2 separate regions of the Mus musculus genome follow, and region 1 is linked to region 2. A link is a loop called in an ENCODE intact Hi-C map of the cell type or tissue named here. Cell type or tissue: heart. All regions are shown on one strand. Links, peaks and the distances in the headings refer to the core of each region. The heading gives the core; the rest is flanking DNA.

What was found. Peaks named below come from ENCODE experiments on the same cell type or tissue, not always from the same donor. Only the 100,000 strongest peaks of a DNase experiment are listed, where the experiment ranks them.
Region 1: a loop joins it to region 2, with 4 times the contacts of the local background. A loop is called at or near these places in 5 of 42 quality-filtered maps.

What each region holds. Positions count from the first base shown.
Region 1 is chr5:17,985,812-18,002,154 of GRCm38, forward strand. It overlaps Gnat3 (guanine nucleotide binding protein, alpha transducing 3), which reads left to right. Exons shown (of 8, transcript NM_001081143.1): 2 at 626-668; 3 at 5,508-5,649; 4 at 13,843-14,000. Among named protein-coding and RNA genes, the nearest start is that of Gnat3, 31 kb to the left of the region's middle. In heart, for the core only: a CTCF peak has its summit at 6,927; a DNase peak (open chromatin) is centred at 4,980.
Region 2 is chr5:17,929,698-17,946,040 of GRCm38, forward strand. Gm31612 (a long non-coding RNA gene) reads left to right here and starts at 2,493. Exons shown (of 3, transcript XR_389766.2): 1 at 2,493-2,531; 2 at 11,987-12,120. In heart, for the core only: no CTCF peak of the experiment used is centred there; DNase peaks (open chromatin) are centred at 4,984 and 9,024.

The DNA of each region.
Region 1 (16,343 bases), core at 3,686-11,685, 55 kb after region 2:
TTTTCTATATGATGATAAGTTAATGCCAAAATCTCGTATAGTGTACATCATAAACTGTAATACATGTTGTGGATAAGGGTGAATATAACATCTGTGATACCACTGCTGGTTCCTCATTTTTACCTCAGCATATACTGATCTTACTGCATGAGACATTCCATGTCATCCCATATGCATTAGGGCTCCTGGCAGTTAACTAAAGTTGTTAAGATGCTTCATTCTTCTGAAAAAAGGAAATTATAGCTATGTCTAAGGCTATGATAGGCTTCTGAGGACAAGAACATATTTTAATCAGAATAAATTTCTGTTTGAACAGTTCTCAAATAAAATTATTAATGGTTCTCTTCTTTTGTCATTTATTCAAGCAAAGATGCAAAGACTCATCTCAGGAGGCCAAGAACAATGTACAGTCTGAAATTGTGAATTATGTATGTTATACGGTTGCAAACTAGGAGATATAAACATCTCAAATAATGTTTAAATTTAAAATGTAATTTTCTCTATTAGTATGTATTATTTTCTTTAGAAGTTACATAAAAAGAGGTAAAAAATTTATGCATGATAAAATAGGTTTTAATATACTATCTGTATATCAGTGAATAACATCTGCTTCATTTTGTTTCAGGAGCAGGTGAATCTGGGAAAAGCACTATTGTTAAACAAATGAAGTAGGTACAGAAGTATTTTGAGTGTTTGCCATTTGATATTTCTCTATGCATTGAACAATTCTGTTTTAATTATTTATTTTAGTTTTTATTATAATATAATTTCATTATTTTTCCCTTTACTTTTCTCCCTACAATTCTTCCCACATCCCCCTTCTTGGTCTTTTCCATATTGATTGCCTCTTTTTTCAGTAAATTTTGTTACATATTTATGACTAAGTATGATCTGCTAATGAAGTCTCAGCAATATGACTGATTACTAATCATGAGCTGAAATAGGACTAATAGACATCCTCACGTGGACAGAGGAAGCCCAAGAGACTTCAATCCTACACAGAATTACAGGGACATAATGGAGGCTAGCAGCTGCACAAATAGTCTTCTACAGAGAAGAGACACCAATTAGTTGCCCAATAACAAATGGTAAGCCCGGAATGCACACATACAAGTAACATTATACACACTGAAAAAATCCTAAGAGGAATGCTTTGTGTGCCACTTTTCAGAATTAAGGTAATCGCTTCAGTATTTGTGGGTAGTGGCAAAGTTATCCTGACTTTTAGAGTGTGTATATATTCTTTTTTATTGTTCAATAAAAAGTGTAATTTCTATTTTTCTTTTGAATTTTACCTTTCAACAGTATTAATCCCAGAAGTTATGTCTTAATCATACCAATCCTCAAATGATCTAGATTTGTAACATTGTGACTATAAGGCAAAGACATTTCAAATATGTCAATCAAGGATCCATTTGGAATTTGGCAGAAATTGGCCTTTTTTTTTTCTATAGTACGGGAAATGTTTGTTCACTAATATCACTCCAAAAGATTCTGATGTGCTCTTACATTAATTTTTCTATCCATTCTTTACAATGGGGTAACTGCCTAATTTTCTGAATACAGAAGCATTAAACAAAACTGCAATGATTAAAATCTTCAATTAAAAAAACAAACAAACAAACAAAATGAGGTTAGATAATCAGCGATGAAGCTCTTTGGTTAACCCAGCCCACTTTTTACTTTGATATTATACATCATGACATATTATGACATTAAAATCTCATGTGATTTGCCTATCAATTTACTTATGACTTTTGAAGTTTCATATATAGGTGCCAGAAAATATTTAACCCTTCCATCTGTCTCTAAACCATACTTTATGACTTTTACCCCATCCTAACAGCAAAGTTATTTCTCATTCTTTCAGATAATTATTCTTTTCTACTACCCTCTTATTTAGGACATAATCACACTTTGTTATCTTATTTTTTTATGTCTCTATGTTTTATAATCTTAAATATAGTTTTTTAATGAAGTGTCATTTTGCTATATAAAAAAATCAAATATTAAATCATGTATAAGTAGACAAAAATAGAAAACTGGAAAGCCAATAATAATTATTATAGATATATAACTGGCTAATATATAAAGAAATATAGGCTGATATTTAAAACAATAATGTGCCAAATACATGGATACAAAGAAAAACCAATGAGCAGTTGGAGTTTAACTACCTGTAACAAAGAAGTTAAATAATATAATTCATTCAAACTTTACTATCTGTAAAATAAAAGCTCTAGTCAAAAATTAGGCATTCCATCTTACAATAAATTATAAAAACATAATTGTAGCTTGATGTGGTAGTTTATTCTCATAACCCTCAGAGGCTGAGACAGGAGGATTGCTACAAGAATGAGGCTAATCTGTGCTATAAAGAAGGTATGTTATATCAACCAGAGCTGCTAATAATTTTACTTCTAATTGTAGAAGTACATTTTGCAAAAAAATTAGTAGGAATACTTTTTCTATATTTAATATAGATTTCTGGTGGAGAGATGGTTTGGCTGTTAAGTGTACTTTGTTGACTTTGCGTAAGATGAAAGTTAGTTTCCAAGAACTCCACCCTTTTTCATGCTTCCTGTGGATCCTACACACCATACCCCATGCCCCCACATGTCTTTCCTTCCCCCAGCCTCTAACCCCAGCAAGTCCTTTCAACAAAGATAACAGGCAAGCAGGTCAGTAAAACTTATGGCCACTTAAACCCATCCCTAACTGTAGTTGCAGGGTACGTGGTCCCATTTTCTGGTATCCAAAGGAACCAGGAACACATACAGGTTACTTACATAATCAGGCAAAAGGGGCCACAGAAAAAATAAATCTAAATCATATATACACATATAAATAACTAGGAAATTATAAGTATTTTTTGTCTATACATATTTCTGAGAAACTTCAATGAGATTTTGAAATATGTATAACAGAAGTAATTTAAGTATTCAAAGTATCAAACTATATGTAAAATATGATTTCTGCAATTATTTAAAATGGGAAAGTAGGAGATAAAGACTCCTAAATTAAAACAGAGTATAAGTAATCAATTTACAAAATGCTGAAACTATTAACCATCCATTTGAATTACTAATGCAACCAATGCATATGACTACAACAATCTTTGCCCAACACCGGTGCTTAGCACACGTCCAAACTTGTTAACTGCATATATCTGTTCACTTGTATCTATAAAGTTCCTCTTCCTTTTGACCATTAATGTGGATCTTATTATTCCAAAGTCATCAGATTATTATTTCTGCGACTCCTTGTCTTTTTTTTTTTTTTTTTAGTATATCTACCCGTAAAAGAATGTACTACATTTTCCCTAATGTCTCTTTCCATACACAGATGTGGCTATAAACTTTTATATGGCACAACAATCTTTGAAAATGATAATTCTTTCTATAATTTGTTGCTGCCCATTAGAAATTTTATCATGATGTTAAAATTTGATGGCTATGTTCTCTGAGCTATGTGTGATTTCAATGGCATTTGAAGATCCAAACTGTAAAATTGTTTTATAGCATGGCTGGTGGCTGCGGTGTGCAATAGCTGCTGCTGCATTGACAGAAATTCCACTATGGCTCTAGTGAGAGGAGAGAGAGGAGTGATTCATTCATTATTTCAGTATATAATGAAGAATTAAAATATGCAATAAAATCATATTAGTTTGAACAGAGCCATGAACCAACTTACAGCTAGAGAACTCTTTCTAGAAGAAATTGTATTCTTCTATTGTATGTTTCCCCACAGGCTGAGAAGAATCAGAGGAACTTGATTTACCAAAGGAACTCGGATGCCCCACATTTATTCACAATTACCATTTTAATTTAATAATTAAAATCATTTTTTAAAAATGTTTGATGGAGGACTGGGATTTAGTCAACAATTATGCCTGGATATATTCAGAAATAACACTCTCTGCTTTCTTGTGGTCTAAGTCACCATCGAGCTTTTTCTTTTCTTTTTCTTTTCTCTTTTCTCTTTTCTCTTTTCTCTTTTCTCTTTTCTCTTTTCTCTTTTCTCTTTTCTCTTTTCTCTTTTCTCTTTTCTCTTTCTTTTCTCTTCTCTCTTCTCTCTTCTCTCTTCTCTCTTCTCTCTTCTCTCTTCTCTCTTCTCTTTTTTCTCTTTTCTCTTTTCTCTTCTCTTCTCTTCTCTTCTCTTCTCTTCTCTTCTCTTCTCTTCTCTTCTCTTCTCTTCTCTTCTCTTCTCTTCTTCTCCTCTCCTCTCCTCTCCTCTCTTCTCTTCTTCTCCTCTCCTCTCCTCTCCTCTCCTCTCCTCTCCTCTCCTCTCCTCTCCTCTCCTCTCCTCTCCTCTCCTCTCTCCTCCCCTCTCCTGTCCTCTTCTCTTCTTCCTTCCTTCTTTTTTTTTTTTTGCCTATTCAAGTGATTTAATAGATTAACGCAGATAAGCATGGACCTGTTGAAAATAAACATGAGCATGTGTTGGTAATCAAATGTAAAGGAATAAATTAAACACACACACACATACATTCACTCCTCTCAGTGCCTGGCCCTTCCATTTGCTAGTTTAAGTTCTTCAAAGGCATTGAAGAGGTGTTTGTGCTCTGTTTGCCCCTTATGCTTGAGGTTCCATGTGTATAGGCACAACATGAATCTCGAGAAAAGTGACAGTCAAAAAAAAAAAAAAGGCCCCCAAAAAACCCAAATAAACAAACGAAACAAACCCAAAGCACTGTAAAAACAATATAAAATAAACAAAAGAGCAACAGAAAGAAACAAGAATTTATCTCTTAGTGAAGATGCAAAGATGCAACAATGAGCACTAGCACAGAATTTTAGCTTTAAAGGGAAATCCATTTCAAGGTATTATTCTTAAACCCTAAGTTAAGGTTGACTTCCAAGTGAATGGGTGGAAGGAAGAGAGGAGCCCAGCCAACCCTACGGTCTGGGTAATTCAGTTCTCTAGACCCTGGAGCACGTACGCACATGGAGGAATGGCAAGGGATTCAACAGAGAGCAATTACCTGAACAAAAAAATAAAAAAAGAATGCCTTTGTTAATGCTGTAAATAGAAAGCAGGCACTCCTACTTCCAGTTGTTCCAAGTATGTCTTAAATGATGGGAAAAGCCAGGGCCGTTCCACTAAGTGACTTCACATCCTGCAGAAATCATGGTGTAAACACCGCATCAGAATTCGGGTCAGGAGGCTCATCTCTGACCTGGAGACCAGGGAATTTCCTTCTTGAAAATGGAGTCTAGGTTGTAAAAAGAAAAATCTTTGTGACTTATATATTTGAAAAAGTATTTGATCTAGAACAAGTTTTAAGTTCTTTTTATATTTAACACACATTCCTCCCACATTATGTGGAAAAGACAATGAATGAGAAACATTCTCAAGTGTTAAGTTGTCCAAAGTCAGCACACACCCTCATTAAAAGCCTTTCTTTTTAAAGTTATGTACAGTGCTTTTATTCAACCTATTTATTACTGATGGTCATTTGTGCTACAACAGTTCACCTCACAAAAGCTTTTCACATTTAATTGCAGGATCATCCATAAGAATGGTTACAGCAAACAAGAATGCATGGAGTTTAAAGCAGTGATTTACAGTAACACATTGCAGTCCATCCTAGCTATTGTGAAAGCCATGGCTACACTGGGGATTGATTATGTCAATCCTAGGAGCCGAGTAAGTATGCCCATGTGATTAATTACATGGCTAGGGTGGGATGAGGGCTAAAATAATCTTAAGATTATGCCTGTTGTCCCATTATGTGTCTAGGAATCAAAAATATAATAATTTTGCAAATATTAACTGTCTTCAACTTAAATTTTATGATTTTTCTCTGAATGAAAACATCTCTTTTTACTGTGTACTATAATTTTATTAAAAAGGAACTGTTTTCTAGGAATTAAACTTAGTATTAAATATGGTAGTAGAGAAAAAAAAGAAGCATAGCTGTACTGTGGTTTATAACATAGCATCTATCTACAAGAATTTTTCCTGTATTTAATCAATACTTATTTCATACATCATGATGCATTAAAAATATACTTACTTTTAAAACAGATAATATGTTTAAAACTATTTTATTATAAAAACTATGCATATATTATTGTCTAAAAGCCAATAGGTAACCCCAATCACAAGAAAATCATTAAAAGACCTTCTCCATTTCTATGTGTCCCCTCCCAGAGTAGCTGGTTATCTCCAGAGGGCATCAATTGAACAGTCTCCAATAGGATCAGGGTACAGGAACCACAGGTAGAGGAAAAACCATATGCAAGACTAGCAAAAGACTCCAGTGCTTTCCTACTCTCCTTCCCTTCCCAGGTTTGAGCATGTAAATGAGGCTAGGAAATTATTGGGATAATAGGGAAAATACCCATTTCTATGCTGTTAATTTTTTTTAATTCTTTCATATATTTTATCCTGGCCACAGTTTCCCTCTTCTCCCCTTCTTCAAGTCTTGCCTCCCTCTACCTCTCATCCCACCATGTCCACCTCCCTCCACCTACCCTATTCCCCAGATCCACCCCCTCCCACTCTCCTTTCCAGAGATCCATCTTTCCACCTCCCCTCAGAAAAGAGTATGCCTCCCAGAGACAACCACCAAATAAGGCATAACAAGTTACAATTAAGACCAGGCACATGCCATCACATCAAGGCTGGAAAAGGCAACCAGTAGGAGGAAAAGGGTCCCATAAACAGGCACAGAGTCAGAGACAGTCCCTGCTCCCACTGTTGGGAATCTCACAAGAACACCAAGCTACTGAGCCATAACATATATGCTGAGATCCTAGGTCTGACCTTTACAGGCTTTCTAACTTCTGAGTCCCTAGTCAGTTGACTCATGGGCATTGTTCTCCTGGTATGTCTTTGACCTCTCTCATTCCTCTGATCCCTCCTCCTCCTCCTCTTACTCCTCCTCCCCCTCAGGACTCCTGGAGCTCCACCTAATGTTTGGTTGAGACTATGTCTCTCTTTAGCTACTGGATAAAGTCTCTCTGGTCTATTTGATGAAGATTTTACTAGACTCTGGTTCCAGAATATTATGCAGACAGGACAAGCTGAAGTCCAAATGTTTTGTGGCTGTGTTGTTCCAATTCCTCCAACAGAAGCCTTCTCTGGATACTGAAGATAGCAAGTTCAGGCTCAGGGTCCTCTATTACCAGGAGTCTTTGCTAGGGTTATTCTCATAGACTCCATGGAGTTTCGATAACACGAGTTTCCACTTCACCCATGAAATGTCCTCCAGATCCAGTCCATTCAGGTAATCCAGACCCAGAGACACAAACATGTACTCACTTATAAAGTAAAATAACTTACATGTGGACATTATAAAGTAGAAGACAATCAAGAACTCCAAGACCTCCTATTTTTATTACTCTATGATTTGTTGAACCAATTCTATTTATGGCTGCTCTGTTATCTCTGACTCTGGCTTTTCTTAAGCACACATAATTTTATAATGGTTCTTAAGAAATGGACTACTACTATAATCCTTATTTAAAGGTCAGAAAAAATAGAGCAACAATGGTTAGTTGGTTAGCCTCAGTCAGCTGACTCCTGGGGCTTAGCATACTGCTGCCTGGCTTCCATTACAGTATTTTGCCCTATGTGAAGATGGTTTTAAACGTTTTTCATGGCAACATTTATTTTACTTTTCCCTCCCAGGTAGTAATTAGTTAATAGAATGTGTGTGCCTTCTGTATTCTTTGACAGTGATTTAAAGGTCTTGGAATTTGCATATAAGAAATTACATGTATTTTTTGTCAAGGAAGTGGAAAATCACTAAACTTCCTATTGCTTCTTTTTAAAAATAATGTGAACTAAATACAGCACAAGTTTTATAAATAGTGATGTTGGCTGGTCCTCTTCATTCTTCAGGACATGGTGCTATACAAACGGAGTGCAAATGACAGACTCTAAACAGTACTACTATTAGCTTACTAAAAGCGTTTTTAAAAGTGTAAGTTTTGGCCACTGTACATTCAATGGTGCAATCTTTTTTAAAAAATATTTTTATTACATATTTTCCTCAATTACATTTCCAATGCCAATTCCCAAAAGTCCCCCATACCCTCCCCCCCCCCACTTCCCTACCCACCCATTCCCATTTTTTTGGCCCTGGCGTTCCCCTGTATTGGGGCATATAAAGTTTGCGTGTCCAATGGGCCTCTCTTTCCAGTGATGGCCGACTAGGCCATCTTTTGATACATGTGCAGCTAGAGTCAAGAGCTCCGGGGTACTGGTTAGTTCATAATGTTGTTCCACCTATAGGGTTGCAGATTCAATGGTGCAATCTTAAGCAACCATTTAAGTTGCTATGATGTCTCAGAAGCACCTGTGTCCTATCCTCCAGAATGTCAGGACACCATAGTTTTCTAGTCCTATACAGATCATATTTTTGTTTCAAATGAAGTAAACATTTGCACTTTTACTCATTCATTTAGTATTTTATTGAAAGGTGAAGATATGTTGTACCTGGTTTAAACTGTTTACCCAACAAATTAACTTCTAAGCACTACTTTGTGTGGCTTTCAGACCTATGATTTGGTGGATACTTTTGGTTATACAAGCATAGATACTTTCACATAACCATTCATTTGTACACCATCACAAAGATTTCCAATTAAAGACAGTATGTACAGGAAACCTATGTAAGTTGGTTTAGCCACGAGTATTTAGCTTTAAATAAAGCTACTATACATCTCTGTTTTAATTTCTTCATGCACAAAATGTTAACAGTCTCTTCATCAAATTACAAATAGTACTAAGAGACAAAAATATAAATAACCCATTAAAAATCAGAATACTTTAGAAAATAAGGTCCAGGTAAGTATCTTCTCCTTTTATTTTTCAATAATAGATACAAAGTAATTAAAGTTTTTACACAGAAATTCTCTCATCAGAGATCCTTTAAAATATTCTATGTTTATGTGGCAAACATTTGGGTTGCTTCTGGAGATACAGTAACTAATGTTAGTCATCTGTAGTTGAAATGGAAAAACTGTACTCAGAAAGGGGGGCTGGCTATTGATCTTTATAAAGTGTTTGGCACTTAAGCGGGTTAGCACAGCTGCATGTGAGTTTCTGTAAATCCTTTTCACTGGAAGAGTGGTTAAGACGGCTCACTGTGTCTTAGAAGTCTTGTGCATCCTCATTCTATAAGACGTTTACACATGCAAGCAATTGCAAACATGAATTTAAAGCTAAATGTGGTATTCTGTCTACGGATGTAAACGTAGGTCTTCTGGTCATGTTGTTACAGGCTATTGTGATTTACATAGAGGAACTTAAAGGGGTAGTAGATGAGAAGAAATAATCAAATGCTTAGAGGAAGAAAAAAATGTAGCAGGTAGTTGCATTTTTAATGTGACATTCTCTAGTTGTTACAAAGAAATAGGAAGCCTACTGACGAGAAGCCTAATGGCCCCGGGTGATGTAGTAAATACATATAAAGAGAAAAGAGAACCAGCTCCAAGGAATTATGCTTTGACTTCCACATGTACACCATGGCATACCTGAACACACACACATCATACACATCACACACACAAGTATAATAATCAGGATGGGAGTTATGATGATGATAATTAGAAAAAAATTGCCCAAAATGTTCTGCAATTGAATTCCTGTAAGCAATATATGTGGATCACCTGTGTCCTACAACAGATCAGGAATTCTCAACAGCTGTCAATATTCAAAGACTGAAAGTTTAGTAGCAACAGCATTTGACATTTTTAATTACTTCTCAAACAGACATGCAAGTCTTCTATTCCGGGATCTGATATATCTTTTTCTCTCTTATTTGGAAATGTGATTGCATGGTTCAGAATGAATTCAACAAGATTCTAAGTCTGCCCAAGGCACATAATAACAATGAAGAATCATTGTCTCATTTGTAAAGAAACACTTAGCACTAGGAAGGTTGAGAATCACTGCTTTGGGCTACATGGCGTCGAAAATGACCTGTGACCTTTCAATACCATTCCTCATGCCATGGGGATCCCCCCCAAGCATAAAATTCTTTTCATTGCTACTTCTTCTCTATAATTTTGCTATTGTTATGACTTAGAATGTAAATGCCTGTTTCTGATTGTCTTGGGAACTCCTGTGAACCCTAAAGCGCAGTAATCCTCAGGGTTTATTTAAAATGAAATTATAGAGGAGTAAAAAGCCCTTAGTTTTTCTAGAATTAGCATATTTGTTACTTTGGTTTGCTTGTTCAACAATATTTTAGCAACACGTATTTTGTTGCTCATCAGAGTGTATAAATGAACTAAACCACAAAAGTCTTTGCCATTGTATACCTATACACTAAAAAAACCAATAAAGTAAGAAGGGGAAAGGCACTTGAATAAATTCTATGAGTAACATGAAACAGGGGAAAGTGTACTTTGAGAGTGCTAGAAGAATAAAAAGGTAGAGTAAGATTCCTTAAGAATGGTTCAATCAAAGGGTCCAGGGACACACAAGAACATGACCCACATTGTCAACTGACTAGGGACGCAGACTTGCAGAAATCAGGGAGACTATATGGGTCTGACATAAGTCCTCTACTATGTTGTGACTGAATAGCTAGGAATTCTTGTAAGATTCCTAACAGTGGGAGCAGGGGCTGTCTCTGACCCTTTGGACTACTTCTGAGGACCCTATTCTTCCTACTGGGTTGCCTTGTCCAGCCTTGATGTGACGGTATGTGCCTACTCTTATTGTAGCTTGTTTGATGTCCCTGGGAGATGTACTCCTTTTTGAGGGAAGGCAGAGTGGGGAGTGGATGTGGGGGAGAGGAAAGTGGGGAGACTTCAGGGAGAGCAAGGAGAGGAAACTGCTCAGAATGTAGTATATGAGAGATGAATAAAAAAAGTAAGTAAGCAAATAAATATAGTTCTGCAAATATTTCTGCATAAAATGAGATGCACACAGCAACCCTCAAGATGGGGGTTTAATTTTAAAAATTATTTGTGTTTTTATGACTGTACGAGAGTATCAAGAATTGAAATGACCTACATTCAATGAAATGATGTTATGGTCTAGAAAAAGAAAATACAAATTTCCCTGTTCCTCAGGGTACTGGAGAGCAGCAGCTATGGAGCATGCATCACCTTGGCTGAAGGAATGAGTCCTAAGCTGTCCGGTTCTCTTTACCATGTAAGCAGTGAAGGAAGGAAGGAACCACAGGCTTTGAAGGAAAAGGTGGCATGTGCCTATAGAGCCAAGCCAAATGAATCAGCCCTAGAACAAAACAGTGACACTGGAGGTTACACCCACACCCTGTACCAAAAGACTCTTAACTTTGCCTGTAGAACTGAGCTGTCTGGAAGGTTACACACACACACACACACACACACACACAGAGAGAGAGAGGGGGGGGGCAGGGTTGGGGGGAGGGTTATCTTGGCATTCAAAGATTGTCTCATTTGTTTGGCCTGGTGGTATTTTGGTATGAGTCCATTGACTATCATTCCACAAGCTTCCACTAAATAGCATGAACTAAAAATCAAGAGGGTCTTTACTCAGGTGTGTGTGGGAAATGCAGAAATCAAGACATAATGAACAGAATAAGATGGATCCCCTACAGGAAAATACTAGAATTGAGGATCTGTTTGAAAGGATTTCGGGACATTTAAATGTTTTAGTAAAAATCCAATTAGCAATATAAATAAACTGTAGTTTAGCTTAATGTGGAATAACATGGAGGCATGGAAGAACATATTGGTTTATAAAGAATTGCTGAAAAAGCAGGTGATTTGTTTCTTTAGGAATGGACCCTGGGAAAAGTTTCCTCAATGCACCATTTGCCCCAAAGGCACATTAGCAGTAGAAGAACGTTCCAACTAAATGGTCAACCCTAAAAACATACACATATATGTATATACTCATACATATATTGCCTCCCTGTGTCCACTTCTCCCTCAGGATAGCCAGGCACATTGCACACCTAGCTGGACTGGAGGAAGAAAAGCTTAGCTGGGGCCCAGTGAATGCACTATAGGATCTGTGTCAACGATGAGGGCCCTGGTTGAACACAGCTGGGAACAGCTTTGGAGAACTGGTTCCTTTATTGATGGGGAGAAAGGGGTATTTATGTCCCTGTGGAGGTAGCCAGAGTTTCTGGCCAGGGCAAGGATGCTGGAAGATGCTTTATCTGCATACTCAGAGGCTGAAGGATCCAGAGGGGAAACCATACAAGGTAAAACAATGAGTGAATCATAATAACAGTCAGCGTAATAAATTCTTACACGGGTTAATGTGGGGAAGCCGGCTCTATGGCTTCAGGTTGGGAGGGGGAGGTAGCCAACTCCTGTAGTCTTCCTATTTGAGGTGTCTAGGGTTGAAGCTTCTTCAACCCTCCCTCTGAACCCTGGACCATTATGGCCCCACAATGGATGTAACAAAATAAATGAAAGAAATGGGCATGAATATGAAAGATAACAAACAGGGCCTTATGGGCAGTTTTGGGGAAAGGAGAAATTATTCAATTGTATTATCTCAACATTAATGAAAAATTAAGGGAACAGATCATATTTCACTAGATTTGTAGTTCTCTGTCTAATACGAAGGAAGAATTTTGAAATAGGTCTCCCACGATGCAAAAAAACCAAGGACAAATGCAAGAAAATAAGAAAATAAGACGTGTAGTTTGGTCTATTTAACAATCAATTGGTCATCTGATCTATTACCTGCTTGTAATAATAAAAACTCATCAGAAAGAAAGATGGAAACGTTTTCTTTTAGATTTAACATTCCTTAATAATAAAGATATGCTATTAATATCTTAGGCAAAGAACATACTTTTAATAAAACAGCAGAATAAAACTATAGTTGGCTGAAAATGACTGACTGATATCAGCAAGCACGAGTTCCTCCTGGATCTATTCACTCTTAGCAGTGGCACACTCTACAGACTCTGCTTGCCCTTGCCTCCTCTTCTGCTGCCTGTTGGATTGGTTGCCTTGTCAAGGGGAGCTCTGAGAGTACTTCGCTGTACAGGTGTAAATGCACACACTGTAGCATTTGCTGGTTATTGTAAGGAGGATGAGACAGAAATTATGTGTCCCACATTGTAACTTGTTATAATGATATTCACTAGCATGGTATTATGCAGGCAGAGCCTGAGCTTTGGATATTGACACTGGGGATCTGAGCCCAGACTTCTCTGTTTTCCTAACCAATTACCATGATCTATTTAACTACTCTATGACTCAAATTCTTAATCTTAATTACTTGTCAAAAGTGTTTTGGTTACTAGTATAAATTGTGGCCAGCCATAGATTGTTTATATTGAATTTATTTGTTTTCTAAGCTTCGATCCATCCTCATCACTTTCCACATCTTACTATGTACTGACATAATACTTACTCTGTTTTTTGATTCTTAGCCAATTCTTATGTCTGTCCTATGGCACATTAATGCAAAGGCACTCAGTTCACACCATTTAACGTACAGCGTCAGTACCTCTGTGTGTCTATACGTGTGTGTAATCACTTGCCCAAGTAATTAAAAGAAATACCTCATGCCAAGTAACATTTTATTACAATCTAATTTTTCTTTCACACCAGCATTTTAAACCAGGCCATAACAGACTAGCACTGTTATTCTTTGTGACAACATATTCAGAAATCAATGAAATATACCAAAGCATTCAAATTCTTCATATAGTATTTTGCAATTTTCCAAAGGTCAGCATTTCTAGATATCAGTCAACTACTATAATGAATTTTAGTTTAATTATTCTTCATAGATTTTGAAAAACTCTTCAGTGAAATGATTGACAAAATGAAAGGAACAAAAACCTTTTAGCGTGCTCTATTTAAAACAGTGCCTGTGCCTAAATAGCATACTTTTGTTCTTCCCACCAAAATATTATTCCAGGAGGACCAAGAACAACTTCACTCAATGGCAAATACACTAGAAGATGGTGATATGACTCCACAGCTGGCTGAAATCATTAAACGACTGTGGGGGGATCCAGGAATCCAAGCCTGCTTTGAAAGGGCATCTGAATACCAGCTCAATGACTCTGCAGCTTAGTAAGTCATTTTCTTGGACAAGAATTGCAGATGACACATAGGTTGTAACTTGGCACATTGTGCATGTAAGCACAAATAATGGGAAATGGTTTAGCATTTTATTATAAAAAAAAAAACCTGAGAGCCAGCAGAAAAGACATGAAACAACATACCTGAGAAGAAATATATACTACACATATCTTCTCTTAGTTAAAAAAAAAAATTACCATGATGTTCAATGCTTACTTAGCATGAACACAGACAGATGGCATGCGTGTTGATATTTGGAACTGTATGCATCTGAATCATATATTTCAGTGTTACTGAAATAACCCCTAGAATAAGTTTACTAGTGATATATGTGATAGACCACTAGGTTATTGAGCAAGACACAAAACTCTGGAAGAAAAGTCGATTGGCTTCAGATTTTAGCATATTGTGAAATCTCGTTAGAGTCAGCATAGCAAATATTGGCAAGTAAGTATTTAATGTTAATAAGGAACTTAGGAGAGCATTGCACTGTTTACAATAGAATTGTTGCCACGACTTCAAACTTCCTTGTTTCGAGTGCTTCTTGAATTATTTTCTGTATGAATCAACAAGAACATGTGATTTTGTTTGGCTACAAAAAGTTTGTGCAATTACTCGTTTTCTATTTCTTCCCATGCCTACAAACATAGAAAACATACAACATTGTCCTTGAATGAATCCCGTGACAAACCATGCAAGCCCTGAGGTTTAATTAAACAAGCAACAAAAAGTAATGTGGCTGGGAAGCAAAGCTCTCTTTAAACAGAAAGATGGGTCATGCATGACAATGACAATGCAGATTTGTAATCACTGAGTACCTTTGACCCATAAGTCTGTTTCTTAGGAAAAAACGACAGTGATGGATGGAGAGAGTCTGGAAAAAAAAAACATAAAAAGAAGTCCATGTGTAGTGAGCACATTTCTGTGATGGTGATGAGTGTTCATTTATTGTTAATTTCCACTGGGACCATTTCCTTTAGACAAAAGTATGGATTCCACTTGATGAGAGCAGGGTGTCACTCTATGACTACATAAACTTGGGAACATTTTCTCCAAGGTTCCAGTCTCTACCTCACTGTGATTATCAAAGTGATTTCTGTGGTACTGTAAAACCTTGCTTACCTGTCTGTGCTAATCATTGAGTAAATTAGATGCAAGCTTATACATTACATACAAAATGTTGCTTAGTTACCTCTGGGAAAGGTGAACCGAAAGACAGACATGTAAGTGTGTTCCAGTCAAGATTAATAAATTTCATTTTGAATAAATATTGCCTAGATACCTTCAATTACATTGTTAGTATGCTTGCCTCCTTGTTTGTCCTTTATATTTATAGTAAAAAATTTAACTAATTATAACTCAGATAACTAACCTGAGGCAATAAAATGACACTGTATTTCATATTTTAGATGATTTATTTGTTTAAATGCTTAGAATTTTTGACTAATAGTTTGAGTTGAGAATATTACCATACTGTTAAATATATCAAACATCTATTTCCATTGATTTTCTGAGTTCTGCCCATACTGTAAATAGTTTTTGAACACTCAGTTGATTTGCACAGCAGTATAATTTTATGAAAATTTATTTTCTCTCTATGTACTAGAAATATTTTCTACATAAACTGAATACTTGAGATATTAACTTTGGCAGCTTCAAAGTGTTACTATAGGCATATTAAATAAAAGCCTGCTAAAATGTTGCTAAATTTACATTATTTTCTTCCAAACGTTAAGAACATATTATTTTTTCAATTTTTGAATTAAATTACATACTTCAATTTCCATATCAGAGTGATCCTGCACTGCCTATTTATTTTGTTTATACTATATAAAACATTTTTTTCCAACTTTTTAGTGAAAGGAAGATTTTTTTTTTTTTTTTTTGCACATCTAGACATTCTGCAGATGGACGCTGCCAGAAGAGTAGAGCAGAATTCCCAGTTCCCGGGTTTGGCTGAAGATGCCACAAGCTCTAGGAAAAGCTCGGAGGAAAGGCCTCAGCTACCTAAGTTTCATGGTTTACTAATTAGGGCCACCTAGTGTGCTGTTTAAATTCCACAAGCATTAAGAGCAAATGTGGTTTACAAGGGACAGCACTATCTTTACAGGATTAGAAGTAAATAATCAACGCATTGTATGTGACTTGAGTCATAACAGCTAAAGGTTTAGAAACTACAGGCTTGGGCATCCAAATACCAAATTTACTTATTAAAATCAGCACTTTTGATGAAAATCTGCCAATTTGCTAAAGTCTCTTCTTTGCCTAAAGTGATTTACAAATGCAAAGAAAAATTATTTAAAATCTATTTTTGCTCAAGCTTTCATTAAATGG
Region 2 (16,343 bases), core at 4,308-12,307:
AGCCTGAGTTTTACCTGAGTTCAAACTTAGTTCAGGTTCTCTAAACTGGAGTCTGAACTTAAATGGTTTGGCATCTCAGTGTCATCCTTCACATGGCATGAATGAAGATTTATGATTAGCTATTATTAAAATTGGCTCATAAAAAAAGACTGTCTTTCACATGCTCAAACAAGGAGCAGAATTTCATTCTTAGCTCGTCTGTACACCCTACACAGACTCACACAATCCATACAGATATCTTGACGATACTTAAATTCCCTTTTGAGATTTGTATATTGCAGAGCGTACAGCTTTGGTGAGATTTATCCTCAGACAGGCTGAACTCACCTGCCGGGACTGCTAGTGGAATGGATTCCAAATCATCTTGCCTCATTCCGCCTTTCAGAAGGATCCAGTCAGAACTTAGGCATCAGAGACTAAATAGCAATTGTTGTTGACTTGGCTTTCTTAAGGCCTAGCCAAATCTCCTATTTTTCCTACTTTTTCTTCAGCTTTGAAGAAATGTCATCCACCCTATTCAGCAGGAATAAGTTGTGGAGAATCATTATTCCTTGCTTTTGGATGTCTGCTTATAATTATTTAATAAATTATAATTAGGTTGTCATTTTAAGAGATAATTTGGAAATGGTTTTAATTTTAAACAGGGAGGAAATATATCAGATAAATTACTAAATGCATTGAACTAAGCATTGTGTAGCCATAATCTTAATTGGTTGAAATCTTTATTTTTTAAAGAATTTTATATCTATCTATATCTATATCTATATCTATATCTATATCTATATCTATATCTATATCCAAATATCTATATCTACATCTACATCTACATCTACATCTACATCTACATCTACATCTACATCTATATCTATATCTATATCTACATCTATATCTATATCTACATCTACATCTATATCTATATCCATATATCTATCTCTATCTCTATCTCTATCTCTATCTCTATCTCTATCTCTATCTCTATCTCTATCTATATGAATACACTGCAGCTGTCTTCAGACATAGCAGAATAGTACATCAGATTCCATTGCAGATGGTTGTGAGCCACCATGTGGTTGCTGGGAATTGAACTCAGAGGTACTGCTCTTCTCGTGCTCTTAACTGCTGTGCCATGTCTCCAGCCCTGGTAGAAATCTTTATAATTGATGCAAAGTTGAAGTTATATGTTCTTATGTTAGTACAGAAATTAGCTTAATATAGAATTAAGATTTTCATTGGTATAAATCTGTATATTGATACAAAATTTGAGATTAGTATTGTTATTCTTAGACAGGTATTGTGCCTATGCAAGTCTTTCAAGAATAAGAATTTAGAGACAGATAGCAAACTCATAGTTCTGAGTTAATAATAAAAGGGTGGTTTTGAGATACTTCAATTAGAAATAGCTGAGAGTAGTTAAAGGGCAACAGTTCAGATATACTTTGCATAGATAGATATCTTCAAAAGCATCAGAAGTCCACAGAATGTGAAAGCTAAGACATCTCATTATTAAAAACCATTTGTCTAGAGACAGGTCTGCTCCTGACAGCACCCCCTTCACAGTTTGAAGAGGACGTTGCACATCATTACCTCCAGAAGGTTGCTTTCGTGGCAGGGCAGCCATTAGGAAGAATTGCCCTAATTCTCTACAGGCAAAAAATACTGTCCATAAAAGGACACAAGATGCAGGATAGTTGACAGCTTAGCTCTGCCAATACAGAATAAGCTAGTCCTTCATAATAATTTCGTACTTGGCTTAAGGTCTGTCTAGAAGGTTGAAGACAATTGTGACAACATTTTGTGGAATAGAGGACTGTGAAGGTAGGCAGCTGTCTCTGCAATTTGTTTTAATTTTGCAAACTATGTTTAGTGCTTCCTATATTTTTCAGGTAACATTTAAGTTGTTTCCAGATTTCTGGCAGGGTTGAAGACTGTCCGTAGTCTCTTAGCCAACCCTCGCTATTTAAAATTGAGAGATATGATATAGATTTGAGAGAATGGTTTTTAGATGGTATAAAAGCTAAAGCCAAGACATAACTTGGGTGTAGAATTATAAGCCTTTTAAGGTAAGCCACATGTGCTGTTGCAGGGTGGTGCTGGCTAAACAACCAATGTTGTTTGGGTAAACAACCAATGTGTACATATGCAGTAAAGTTTTTCACCAAGTCACTGCCTGGCCTGGGCATGATAATGAGGCTCAGTAAGGTACTGAGAGAGAATCACCAATCAGATGGGAGACATGAAATGAGGTATGATAATGAGGCTCAGTGAGTTACTGAGAGAGAATAACCAATCAGATGAGAGACATGCAAATGAGGTATGATAATGAGGTTCAGTGAGGTACTGAGAGAGAATAGCCAATCAGATGAGGAACATGCAAATGAGGTGTAAAGCATAACCAATCCAGGTGTGAGACATGCCTCTCCTAGGCCTATGTAAGCAGCACCAGTTCTGGGCTTGGGGTCTTTTCACCTCTGCAATCAAGCTCTCCCAATAAACATGTGCAGAAGGATCCTGTTGTGGCGTCTGCTTTGCTGGTGAGTCGGGCGCTCACAAGAGTAGGATAGATGGTAGAGTACTCTCTTATTCAGGGTTTCTATTCCTGCACAAAACATCGTGACCAAGAATCAAGTTGGGGAGGAAGGGAATATTCAACTTACACTTTCCACATTGCTGTTGATCACCAAAGGATGTCAGGACTGGAACTCAAGTAGGTCAGGAAGCAGGAGTTGATGCAGAGGCCACGGAGGGATGTTACTTACTGGCTTGCTTCCCCTGGCTTGCTCAGTCCGCTCTCTTATAGAACCTTAGACTACCAGCCCAGAGATGGTCCTACCCATAGGGGCCTTTCCCCCTTGATCACTAATTGAGAAAATTCCCCACAGATGGATCTCATGGAGGTACTTCCCCAACTAAAGCTCCTTTCTCTGTGATAACTCCAGCCTGTGTCAAGTTGACACACAAAACCAGCCAGTACAAGTACTTTATCTAAATTTACAAATTGATGGACTGGATGCCATTTGTACCTCATATTGTGTAGTCTACTTATCATGATTTTTTAAAAATTTATATCTGAAAGAAGATATAGATATAGATATGTGTATATATATGTATATATGTATATATGTACATATATACATATATATACAGAAAATGTAAGATGTAAGAGAGAAATTGATAATTAAAATCTGGTTCCCTAATTGTTTTTAATTGTTTCTTTTCATTTTTGTTTTTTTTTTGTTATTATTTTGTTTTTTGTTTGTTTGTTTGTTTTTTGATATCACTTGAGGTACCTTCTTCTTTTTTTATTAGATATTTTCTTTATTTACCTTTCGAAATTTATCTCCTTTTCCATTTTCCCCTCCGAAAATCCCCTATCCACTCCCCCTGCTCCCCAACCCACCCACTCCCACCTCTTGGACCTGGCATTCCCCTAAATTTGGGCATAGAACCTTCACAGGACCAAGGGCCTCTCCTTCCATTGATGACCAACTGGGCCATCCTCTGCTACATACGCAGCTAGAGACACAAGTACCACCATGTGTTTTCTTTGATTGGTGGTTTAGTCCCAGGGAGCTCTGGGGGTACTGGTTAGTTCCTATTGTTGTTCTTCCTATAGGGCTGCAAAACCCTTCAGCTCTTTGGGTACTTTCTCTAGCTCCATCATTGGGGACCTTGTGCTCTGTCCTATGGATGATTGTGAGCATCCACTTCTGAATTTGTTAGTCACTGGCAGAGCCCCTCAGGAAACAACTTTATCAGGCTCCTGTCAGCAGGCTCTTATAGGCATCTGCAATAGTGTTTGGTTTTGGTGGTTGTTTATGAGATGGATCCCCAAGTGGGGCAGTCTCTGGGTGGTCATGCCTTCCTTCAGTCTCTGCTCTGAACTTTGTCTCTGTAACTCCTTCCATGGGTATTTTGTTCCTCCTTCTAAGAAGGATTGAAGTATCCACACTTTGGCCTTCCTTCTTCTTGAGTTTCATGTGTTTTGCAAATTGTATCTTGGGTATTCTGAGCTTCTAGGCTAATATCCACTTATCAGTGAGTGCAAATCTAGTGACTTCTTTTGTGATTGGGTTACCTCACTAAGAATGATATCCTCCAGAACCATCCATTTGTCTAAGAATTTCATAAATTCATTGTTTTAAATAGCTGAGTAGTACTCCATTGCATAAATGTACCACATTTTCTGTATCCATTCCTCTGTTGAGGGACATCTGGATTTTTTCCAGCTTCTGGCTATTATACATAATGTTGCTATGAACATAATGGAGCATGTGTCCATATTACAAGGTGGATCATCTTCTGGGTATATGCCCAGGAGTGGTATTGCTGGGTCTTCTGGTATTATGTTCAATTTTCTGAGGAACCGCCAAACTGATTTCCAGAGTGGTTGTACCAGCTTGCAATCTCACCAGCAATGGAGGAGTGTTCCTCTTTCTCCATATCCTCACTAGCATCTGCTGTCACCTGAGTTTCTGACCTTAGCCATTCTGACTGATGTGAAGTGGAATCTCAGAGCTAAACAAAGAATTCTCAACTGAGGAATACCAAATGGCTGAAAAGCATCTAAAAATTGTCCAACACCCTGTTTCTTGATTGGGTCAATGGAGATTGCAAAAGCCAATCACTGGGCGAAGGATAAGTTGGGATTTCTGGGCCAAAAGGGAAAAGAAGGTGATGCAGAGAGGATTGGAGATTTAGACCAGGCTGTGGAGCAGAGAGGAAGCACAGACATGTAGGTTTTCGGGAGAAATAGTTTGTGGACTACCCATGGCCACAAAAGAGGAGGGGGCAGGATATTCTTCTCTCAGCCATTGAGTTATCTGGTCAGTTTTAAAATAATAAAAGTATCTAGTGTTTTCCTTCCTTGGGGCTAAAGGAGGTAGGTGTAAAAAGCAGGCTGCCTTGGGTGGCCAAGTGGAATGAGAACCATAGCTACAGAGTTCTCAGGAGGGATGTTGTTGGGCAGCTTAGCAAGCCAGCTGGATGAACAGTCAGCACTCTCGGGAAAACAATAGCTGGCAACATGGTGGTGGCTATTCTCTGAACATAGACAGGAACTCAGGAAAGCATTAGCAAGTGAGTGAGCTGTGGGGCTGAGTTGATGGCCAGAGGGCCTGCTGATTACAGAGCCTAGCAAAAGGAGAGAAAGAGTGTAAATTTTAAAACTACACACAACACCAATCATACTAAGTGAGCTTGTGTTCCTGCCTCTGATGTACAGTTTTCTACTTTCCATCTGTTCCTCGAAACTTATTTCTAAGAGATAAATTATTTCTAAGAATTAAGTTGTGCTAACAAATAATGTCATTATTAATAGGTCTATTTCAAGGTAATATTGTGGTTCTTTAATTCATAATTCACTTCTTAATGAATAAGTGAATTCTTACCCTCAACTACTTTTCCACCCTTCCTCCCTTTATTAATACCTAAATCTTTTCAGATTAAAAGGGAGACTAGAATTTTCCACAGTACTTGATTAGAATTAAAGTGTATTATGATGTGAGTTTATGAAGTACCTATTACTACATACACTGCCATTTTGATTGGGTAAGGTTGCATAATCATGTTTCCTCCAAATTTTGCTAGAAAGCATAAAGGGACAACCACCATATCTCAAACCCTTTAAATGTTTCAAACACAAATGAAATCCCTTACTGTGGAGTTATGTCTATCCCCAGGTCTTGTAGCTGCAATCCTACTAGTACATTTTCAAATTCAGCCAAGGACTGTGAGAGTGAGAACACACTGGGAAGGGTGTATAGACTAGCCCTTGATGCCTCTATCTTTCTCTCTTGATTCCAAATCTTTTAAATACTCATTCCTTTTTTCTATTACAACTGATGGGGTTTTTATGCCTACTGGGGGACAGAGAGAATTGTATGATGTATTCATTGGTCTAAAAAAAAAGGCTGACTAATAAAATGCACGCAATATTGTCTGCTCAGATTATGCTACAACATTCTGATATTTATAACTTCTATTGATCTATATCTGGTATGTCAAATATTTCTACTAGGACATGTTTTTTTCTCAACAGATGACAGCATCAGGTTCACATGTGTGCTATATTCTTTTTTATTAGTTATTTTATTTACATTTCAAATGCTATCCCGAAAGTTCCCTATACCCTCCCCCCGCCCTGCTCCCCTATCCACCCACCCCTACTTCTTGGCCCTGGCATTCCCCTGTACTGGGGCATATAAAGTTTGCAAGACCTAGGGTCCTCTCTTCACAATGATGGCTGACTAGGCCATCTTCTGCTACATATGCAGCTAGAGACACGAGCTCTGGGGGGTACTGGTTAGTTCATATTGTTGAACCCTTCAGCTTCTTGGGTACTTTCTCTAGCTCTTCCACTGGGGGCCCTGTGTTCCATTCTATAGATGACTGTGAGCATCCACTTCTGTATTTTCCAGGCACTGGCATAGCCTCATATAAGACAGCTATATCAGGGTCCTTTCAGCAAAATCTTGCTGGCATATACAATAGTATCTGGGTTTGCTGGCTGATTATGGGATGGATCCCCAGATTGGGTAGTCTCTGGATAGCCATCCTTTCGCCTTAGCTCCAAACTTTGTCTCTGTAACTCCTTTCATGGGTATTTTGTTCTCTATTCTAAGGAGGAATGAAGTATCCACATGTTTGTCTTCCTTCTTTTTGATTTTCTTGTGTTTTGCAAATTGTATCTTGGGTATTCTAAGTTTCTCGGCTAATATCCACTTATCAGTGAGTACATATCAAGTGACTTCTTTTGCGATTGGGTTACCTCACTTAGGATGATATCCTCCAGTTCCATCCATTTGCCCAAGAATTTCATACATTCATTGTTTTTAATAGCTGAGTAGTACTCCATTCTGTAACTGTACCACATTTTCTGTATCCATTTCCCTGTTGAGGGACATCTGGGTTCTTACCAGCTTCTGGTGATTATAAGGCTGCTATGAACATAGTGGAGCATGTGTCCTTATTACCGGTTGGAACATCTTCTGGATATATGCCCAGGAGAGGTATTGTGGGATCCTCCAGTAGTACTATGTCCAATTTTCTGAGGAACCGCCAGACTGATTTCCAGAGTGGTTGTACAAGCTTGCACTCCCACCAGCAATGGAGGAGTGTTCCTCTTTCTCCACATCCTCGCCAGTGTGCTGTATTCTTAGGCTTCCTTCCTGGGAATCTTTCACAAGACACTGCCAGGTACTGTGTCTTTTGTGTGTAGACAAAAGAGTCCTTCCATTTCTCTCTCATTTAAGAAGGATCATTTTCTAATTATATATTCCTGACTGTGTTTTATTTTCTTTTCAAAATAGAAAATGTAGGTGCAACATTATGAACTAACCAGTACCCCGGAGCTCTTGACTCTAGCTGAATATGTATCAAAAGATGGCCTAGTCAGCCATCACTGGAAAGAGAGGCCCATTGGACAGGCAAACTTTATATGCCCCAGTACAGGGGAACGCCAGGGCCAAAAAATGGGAATGGGTGGGTAGGGGAGTGGTGGTGGTGGGGGGGGGGGGCTTTTGGGATAGCATTGGAAATGTAATTGAGGAAAATACGTAATAAAAAAAATACAAAATGTAGGATAACATTCCTTCCTGCTCCTGCAGTTCATTTAATGCATGTTTATTCAAATATAGTTGATAGTTCTCTCTTGCAGCTTGTAGTAATTCTGCCCAGTAATTCTGACAGTTCAGTTGTACTAGGCCACTAAGAGGAACTTTTCAGGTAGAGTTTTTGGAGGGTCTTATAAGCCCATGAATCTAGAAGCATATTCATCTCCCAACTTTGTTAGACTTTCCACAAGTCTTTCATCAAGCAGGGTCACATGCTTTCTCATTCCTTTGGCCTTCAGGACATAACAAAATTAGAATATTTGTTTATTTATTCAAACAAATTATTTAGTCTCAACAAGGATTTGTTGATTCATTTTTACTCGTAGATTTTTATATAGCTTGCTGGGATGTTTCAAAATTTATTTTCTTGTAATTGATCTAGATCACATAGAAACAGAAACACACACACACACACACACACACACACACACACATGCTATTCAATGTAGCTTCAGAATTCTCATTCCATTTAGTACCCACATGTTGAGACTACAAATATGATGTACCACTACACATTTCTTTGTTCATATTTTTCTACTTAAATTTATTCCCTAGATTTCTGATTGGTTTATTTCAAGATGTCTCTTTATTAATTCTTTTTAGTATCAGTCATTCCCCTAATTTTATTGAATTATCTTTCTCTACTCTCAGAAGGCTTGTGTCCTAATGTTCATACTTTTGTATTAATTAATAGGTGCAAATCAAAATTTCTTTCTTTGAAGTTTTTTTTGCTATAGCTACCTATATAACAAGAGACCATAGGACCTTGGTTTTCATATGTTTTTACTATCCTACATTACAGTATTGATGTTTATGTCTTGATAGACCACACTGCCTCTATTAATTTTATAAAGTGACTTTCTTAAGAAATATCTTAGTCATGCATGTGTCTGAGGGTGCCAGCCTGTTTGTAGGCTGTGCTGGCTTTATTCTGATTATGTACCACAGTGTACTCTTCTTTAAGCTTATTTGGCTAAACTCAATTTCTCTGCACACAATACATACAGCAGTGGCTCAGAGAGTCCTCATTCTCAGAAGGCCACTTTGGGAAAGGGTGATTTCTATCAGAGCAAGTAGGTGTGGTAAAGACAGCATTGCCAATGGGACACACATGGCTGCTTCAGTGATGTAGAATACAATGGAAGTTTTCTTAGGGATGGAAACTAGGGCAAGAGTCACCATGGGTGTAATTTGGCACCATGGATGCTGAAGTCATATGTGGGTCAGTGGAAGCAGTGAGGGACGAGCAGAGCATAGAGTAGATGTACTGCCTACCTCTTTGTAATTTTGTCTCCTTAAGGCCCTTGGTTTCATAACTCTGTCTACCAGACCCAAGCACTGGGGAAAGGACAACATAAATTCTTTCTCTGATCCAAAACTCTAGTAGCTTCTCCAGCTACTAGGTGTCCAAGCCTTCTGTTTTGTCTGACTTATCAGTTGGACAAAACATCTGACATAAATAACTTACAGGAAGAGACTGCTTATCTCATGATTACAGAGGACACAGTTTATAGTGGCAGGGAGGACATAGCAGTACACAACAAATTACATCATAATGGCCAGGAAGAGGATAAATGTAGGGGAGGCAGGCCAAAGGTAAGGCAGACTCTCCCAAAACATTTCTGGAAAACATTTTTTTCCTTCCCAGTCCTGCTCCTGGAATGATGACTCTGAGACTAACTAGTTATTATTAAATGCCTAGGCCATAAGCTCTGGCTCTTTTCCTGACTAGCTCTTAACTTGTTTATCCATTTAAACTATTTTATGTCTATGATGTAGTCAGTTACCTCTCTTTTAGTCCTGGTGCACTTCTTTCTTTGAGTCTCCTCAGAATCTCCCTGCTGGCTTATGTCCCTCTCCTCCTCACTGTGTTCCTTGAATTTCTCCTCTTCTCCTCTCCTGTCCTCTCCTGTCCTCTCCTGTCCTCTCCTGTCCTCTCCTGTCCTCTCCTGTCCTCTCCTGTCCTCTCCTCCTCTCTCTCTCTCTCTCTCTCTCTCTCTCTCTCTCTCTCTCTCTCTCCTATTTTCTTTATTTACATTTCAAATGTTGATGCCCTCCAAGGGCCCTCTGCTACATATGCAGCTGGAGCCATGGGTCCCTCCATGTGTACTCCTTGGTGGTGGTTTAGTCCCTGGGAGCTCAGGAGGTCAAAGGGAGACAATGGAAAGGAAGAATATCACTATTTGCAGATGAGATGATACTTTACTTCCGCCAGCAAACTCCTAAACCTGATAAACAACCTCAGCAAAGTGACTGGATACAAAATGAACTCAAACAAATCAGTAGCCTTCCTCTACTCAAAGAATAAACAGGCTGAGAAAGAAATTAGGGAAATGATAGCCTTCAAAATAGCTGGATGTCTCTTTTATACTCTTAATATTTCCCACAATCTTCTCTCTTCCTACCAATATCTCTTCCTACCAGTATCTCTTCCTACCTCATATTTTCTGCCTCTGCTCATTGGCCATTGTCTTTTCTATTGACAGATAATGCTTATAAGAGAGGCTCTCTACACAGTTCTCTAGTACCTTCATTTTTATAGGCCACACCAAGCGAAGTACCCAAAACCTACATAAATAGTGTCACCAGCTGGGACCAGTGTTTTAACTTATGACTATTTGTGGGAGACTGTTAATACCTGGGTTTCAACATCCACATGAAGTGTAAAACCCTCCTACAACCTTTTGACAGCAGCCATGGGACTCTCAGCTGTTACCTTCTACCGGGGATTATGAAGTTTGACATCTACCCTTATAGAGTAGATGGAGACAGTCAAAGTTGCCTATGTATTTTATCCATTTGAATGCCAAGAGCCCACATTCCCCTGTCTTAATAGAGTTTGCTGTCTTCCTCATGTGTTGTAATAGTCTCCATCAATCAACTCAAAACTCATTGACTTTGGTTCATTGTGAGGAAAGGAAGCCACACATTAAAAACAAGTCATTAAATTCAGCCAGCATCTGAAATATTGGGCTTTGGAAAATATCCTCCACACCCAAGAATTAAGCTGAGCTTTGTGCTCCGATTTCCTAGTAAATGGGAGCAGAAAGTTGAAATGACTGAAGAACCCTTAGGTCTTTAAAATAGGTCAGCATATGTTCACATTTCTCACCTTTAGTAAAACCTAAAATATGGCAAAAGGGTATTTTATTTTCTCTTTTTGAGGATCATTATTTATTTTGACATGGTGGTTACTGATGCACAATCGTGTTTAGAAATATTTACCATTTACATAGGGTGTGGAAACCCTTTGTAAAAATCTACATTGAAATCCATAGCAAATAATTTAGTCATCAAGCAGGTTGTACTGTGACAAGAATGATTTGACAGGAATAGTATTTATGGAAGCCCAATAAGTTTGGTTTTTGTTTTTCTCAAACATTTTATTGATACTTTGTGAATTTCACATTATAAACTTCAACCTCTCTCACCTCTCCATCCTTCCATATCTGCCCTTTACCCTTTGCAATACATTCACCAAAAGAAAACAAAAAATAAAAAAAAAATCTTTCCATAGATGCTGCAGTGTGTCACATATTATATCCTTTTGCCCAAACAGCTTTACTTGCAAATATTCACTGTAATGAGTCATTGGCTTTGTCCAAGGCCTCTGGCTTCTGCTACACTATGATCGTTGCTTAGACTCCTCTGAGATATCCTGTTGTTGCCTTGTGTCACGGAGAGTCTACAGCTTTCCTTCTGCAGAAATGGCCCCTTAACATGCTCCAACAGTTCATCGGTTGGGTAAATATTGGGGCCTGCTAACTCAAAGCCCTGGATCTGGGCCTGAGTGAGTGGTAGCTGAGTTTATCAGCTTCCCAGTTGTCCTATGCCAGATCTGCAGCACTACCCCCTACCCTCATGAGGGGCAAGGTAAGATCTCCTGAGTGCTGCATCCAATAACAGGTGAGGACAACATGGCCCCAAGCAGTGGTCCAGAGCATGGCTTTTGGTGGTAGCATGGACCATGGACATAGACACAGACCCCCACTGCTGCAGGGCCACAGACTCAGACCTGATCATTGGTAGCAACACAGGACAGAACACCACCATAGCCTGTAGTAGCAGCAGCACAGGTTACTCACATCAGGCCCTCAGATCTCCAGTTCTGCCTCTCTTCACTGTGCACACAATTCTCCTCTTTCTCTCCCTTCTCTCTACCACAAACTATCTCATCTTAGTGCTGCTCTGACTTCAGGCAGATGGGTATTTTCTGGGTGTTCAATGTGTTTTTTAACACCAAGCTTCATATTGCTACCTGATGTTCCACTGCACAAACAGAATTTTATGTTTAAGTTAAGTAAGATTGTATTTTATTTTTAAAAAAGACATAAAAGCAAGCAATCCTAACATTACATGCTTTTACCTTCAATTAGGCAGCAGGATGAAGAAGAAGATCATACATCTTGGACCTGCTTGTGTTACAGAATGAGTTGAAGGACAGCCTAGAATTTTAAGGTGACATTGTTAAATATTAAAAAAAGAAGGAAGGAGAGGGCTGGACATACAGGTGAGTCGTAGAGTACTGCTACTTTGTTTGATTGGGTCCTGAGCTCAATTCCTTATATGAGCAAGTAAGGAAGCAGGGGACGGTAAGGAGATGTCCATGATATAGAACTTATTGGTGGAAGTAAAGGAAGGCATAAGAATTCTTCCATGGTGGGACTGTGTTCCTCATGATCATCTTTATCTTACTAAAATCTTGGAAACACCACATGGTTTGCAGCACCCAGTACTTTAAAAGAAGATTTCTTGTATGTACTATTGAGACCTATACCAAACCAGAGAAGAGTATATACAATGCTTAGAATCTCAGTTGACATTTTATGAACTAGCGGCATACCTTGAAGTCAACAGCACATACCATAGCAACAAGGGAAAGACTCAAAAGGCTTATTGGCTGTTCTGAAAGGAAGAAGATTCATCTATTGAGGAATGAGGCCAGAAGTGCCCTAAGTTTGTTTTAGCGGAGACCACAAGTAGCACTACTAACTGACTGCTAACTCCTACCTGTTAATTTTCCATGTTTTGAGAGAGACATGGAATAGCGAAATGTGTTTCTCTTTCTAGTATATTTATTTTAAAATATATCTCAACTTAACTATCCTGAACTTTCTCTTCAGCAACGGCTTCTTCATCACTTACTGTCAGGTACTTTGGAGTTGGCCCTTTAGTTATATTACAAATGAGAATCACAGAAAACCTTTCAGATATAGATATTTTTCTCCAGATTTTAGATTTATGGTCATTTTATTCAGAAAAAAAATTTACTGTCTGAAATTTTTCTTCTTTCCCTGGTTAAATAAACTTGCTCTGAAGACTCACCTTTACTGGCTACAATTGCTAATGTGCTACAGGTCCTTGCATTGATTTTTGCAAAAATTCATTGACCACGATAAATAGGTCTTTTCCTAACTGATGCTTTACTGGTCTTCCTCCCCTCCCCCCCCCCCAGTGCCACTGAGAAAGCTACATCTGGCTCTTCAGTTTCTTTTATTTCCAGAGTCTCTTTTGCCTCTTTATCAAATGTGTTTCTCTTTTTAGTGTATTTATTTTAAAATATGCCTCAACTTTTCTATCCTGAAACTTCTCTTCAGCAACAGCTCTTTCATTACTTTTTTTGTTATAAAGAACTTTGAAGAGTATAGTTTATTTCATTTTTTTATTATCTATGGTACAAAACTGATAACCTTTCCTTCTGTTTCATAACAGTTTTACAACTCAATTTTCAAATGCTTACTTTTGTCTTAGACAACACTATTTTTACACTGCATTTGGAAGCTTTGTATGGTAATATAAAGAAAGACCCACAAGAATGTGGACTCTAGCCAGGCAGTTGTGGTGCACTCCTTTAATCCCAGCACTTGGGAGGCAGAGGCAGGCAGATATCTGAGTTCGAGGCCAGTCTGGTCTACAGAGTGAGTTCCAGGACAGCCAGAGCTTTACACAGAAACCCTGTCTGGAAAAACAAACAAACAAACAAACAAACAAAACAAAACAATAACAAAAAGCCAAAAGCAAAAGAATGTGGATTCTGTTCCCTTTGAAAATTATGGCCCTGTCCTGAAGACATTGAGCTATTTTCAGACCTAATGTTTTCAAGGTAAAATAAAGTACAAATAATGAAAAAATTGTTTTCACCATTGAGAAGATCACAATGGGTTCATATAATTCAGTCTCAAATTTCAAGAGTCAATATAACATTCTTGATTATAAGCCAATTTTTATTTATTTAAAATATTTAAAAATTCAAAATACAATGAAGAAAAAGCAAAAAGAAAATTACAGATTACTGAAGTAACTTGAACAATAACTGAAGAGAGAAGACAGAATTCTTCCTGCAGCAACAATAGCTGTGGACATGCATTCATTTACTCTTTCATCAGTATGGCTCTATGTTTCATAAGGCAGTCAAAAAGTCAAGTCATATATCCTAGGGACCTTTGTACTTGAGGCACCCTTTGAAAAATAAAATTTATATATATAAGTAAAGTACATTACATGCTCAGGAGAATTTTCTAGGTAAGTTTCCTTTCTTTGCTTTCTTCTTCTTCTTTTTTTTTCATTTTTAAAGTAAGTGTGTGTGTGTGTGTGGGGGGTATCTTCCTCTTCTACCTTGTTTTGAGAGATCTCTTGAAGGTCATCATTGTATAGGGTGTGAGCGTCTGGAGAGTCTCCTGGTTTCTCATCCTATCTTGTCCCACGAATGATGAGATTATTGATATGTGCTGCTGACTTCATTTGACTTGGGTTCTGGGGATATGAACTTAGGTCAGCATGCAAGGCAAGCACATTATCCTCTGAGTCATCCTCACCATCCTTGTTTTGTTTTATGATATGTCATTGTTATGCTACTTCTTGGCATATACCCAAAGAACTTGAACTCTTACTCCACAGACAATGGCTCAGCCATGTCTACTCCTGCTTTATTAACAAGAAGTAAGAAAGAAAATATATATATATATATATATATATAAACGTTCTTCACCAGATGAATGAGTGATTAAAAACATGTTAAATATACATAATGAAATATTGTTCTAATGTAATGAAAAATATAATCATAAAATCTGCAGACCATGAATAGAAGTAGAAAAAAATTACTGAATGAAAATTGAGAACACAAAAACCACATGTTCTCTCTCATCTGTATGTCTCTTCTATGAATTTTTAGATGTGAGTATATAGCCATAACCTGAAGTAAAAACAGAAACCAGGCATATGAAATGGGGCCAGGGTGAGGAGGAATGCAAGAGACAGGTACAGAAGAACAAGGCAGAAATAGAGAAAGTAGGGTAAAGGTCTTATATGCCACTTATAAAGTGGTTAGAGAGGTGAATCCAAAGGAGAAAGAAGGGGAAAGGATAAATAACAATAAACATGCTTGAAAAATTCATAAAGAATTATATCAATTTATATTTAGTTAAAACTATACATATATGCATAGTATATATAGTATGAAATATACTACTTGGAATGATAATGCTCCCTCAGGAACCACAGACTAACAAAAGTCTTGTATCAGGCATGTAAAAAGATCTTCTTGTGTTGTTGGTCAGAGGAGTCTAAGAGAATCTCCAGACAATATAGGCCTTTACTGTTGCCCTTAGTTATCTCCCAGGAACTGAAAGTAAATCACTATTTCTCAAGAGTCCATATACTTTGAACACAGAACTCAGGGGTCAGCCTTGATCTTATCCAAAACCTCTGCCCTGCATGATAACTTTGATAGGACCTTAAGGTGTTATATAAACTGCAACCACAGAAAGCATCCGATACTCCTACCTGTCCTATGAACCACAATGACCAGTATAGTATGCACTCTCAACAGGTATTACGGTGATGTTCATAACTTAGCTGTGACTGACAGCAGTCTAACTAGACATAAATCCTGTTCAGTTGAAGGAAAATAATGATACTGAAAAACTAATCAGTCACCCATGGCTTCTGGGGTCATAAATCTCAAAGGAGAACAATTATTGCCACTTTCATAAACTACTTTAATTCCTAAATACATTCTAAATGTATATCCTTATACATACAAATAAGTGTGTACAAATGGGAGTTTTTGCTTACAGCAGACAGGAACTAGTCAAAATTCCACAAGTGATCGGGGAGCCCCAAACCCACTGAGTATTTTTACAACACAATTTCTACACCTCAGACTGAAAGGACCACGATGAAAGAGGGGACAGAAGTTTTTTTTTAAGAAATGGAGGTCCTAGAAGTCTTTTGAAAGACTGGGTCTTCTTTATATGACAGAGCAGATGGGGAAAAATACACATGCCCTATTACTAAATAAGAGCAATAGGCAACTAAGGAATGTGAAGACAGGGAGAGTTAATCTTCTACAGAGATGAGGACATAGATGACTATCCAATCTCAAATGGTCAGCCTTGAAACGTATACATACAAGCAACACTAAAAATGCATCTGGCGGGTTGCATTTATCCATTATATTCATATAATATATGGAATAATAATAAAGAATAAGAATAGAAATTTGAAAGGGAGAGAGACATTGAAGAAATTGGAAAGAATTGGGAAAGGAAAATGATATAATCTTATTTAAATTTTTTATTTTTACATGAACATGTGGAAACACAGAGATTGATAAGGATTGTTATATCATGTGCAGCCATACATAAATTTTCTCCTTTGTTAAATGTTACCTAGAATTTTACTTTCAGAATTCTATTTTCTTCACCTCACAAACATGAAGACATCTAAATT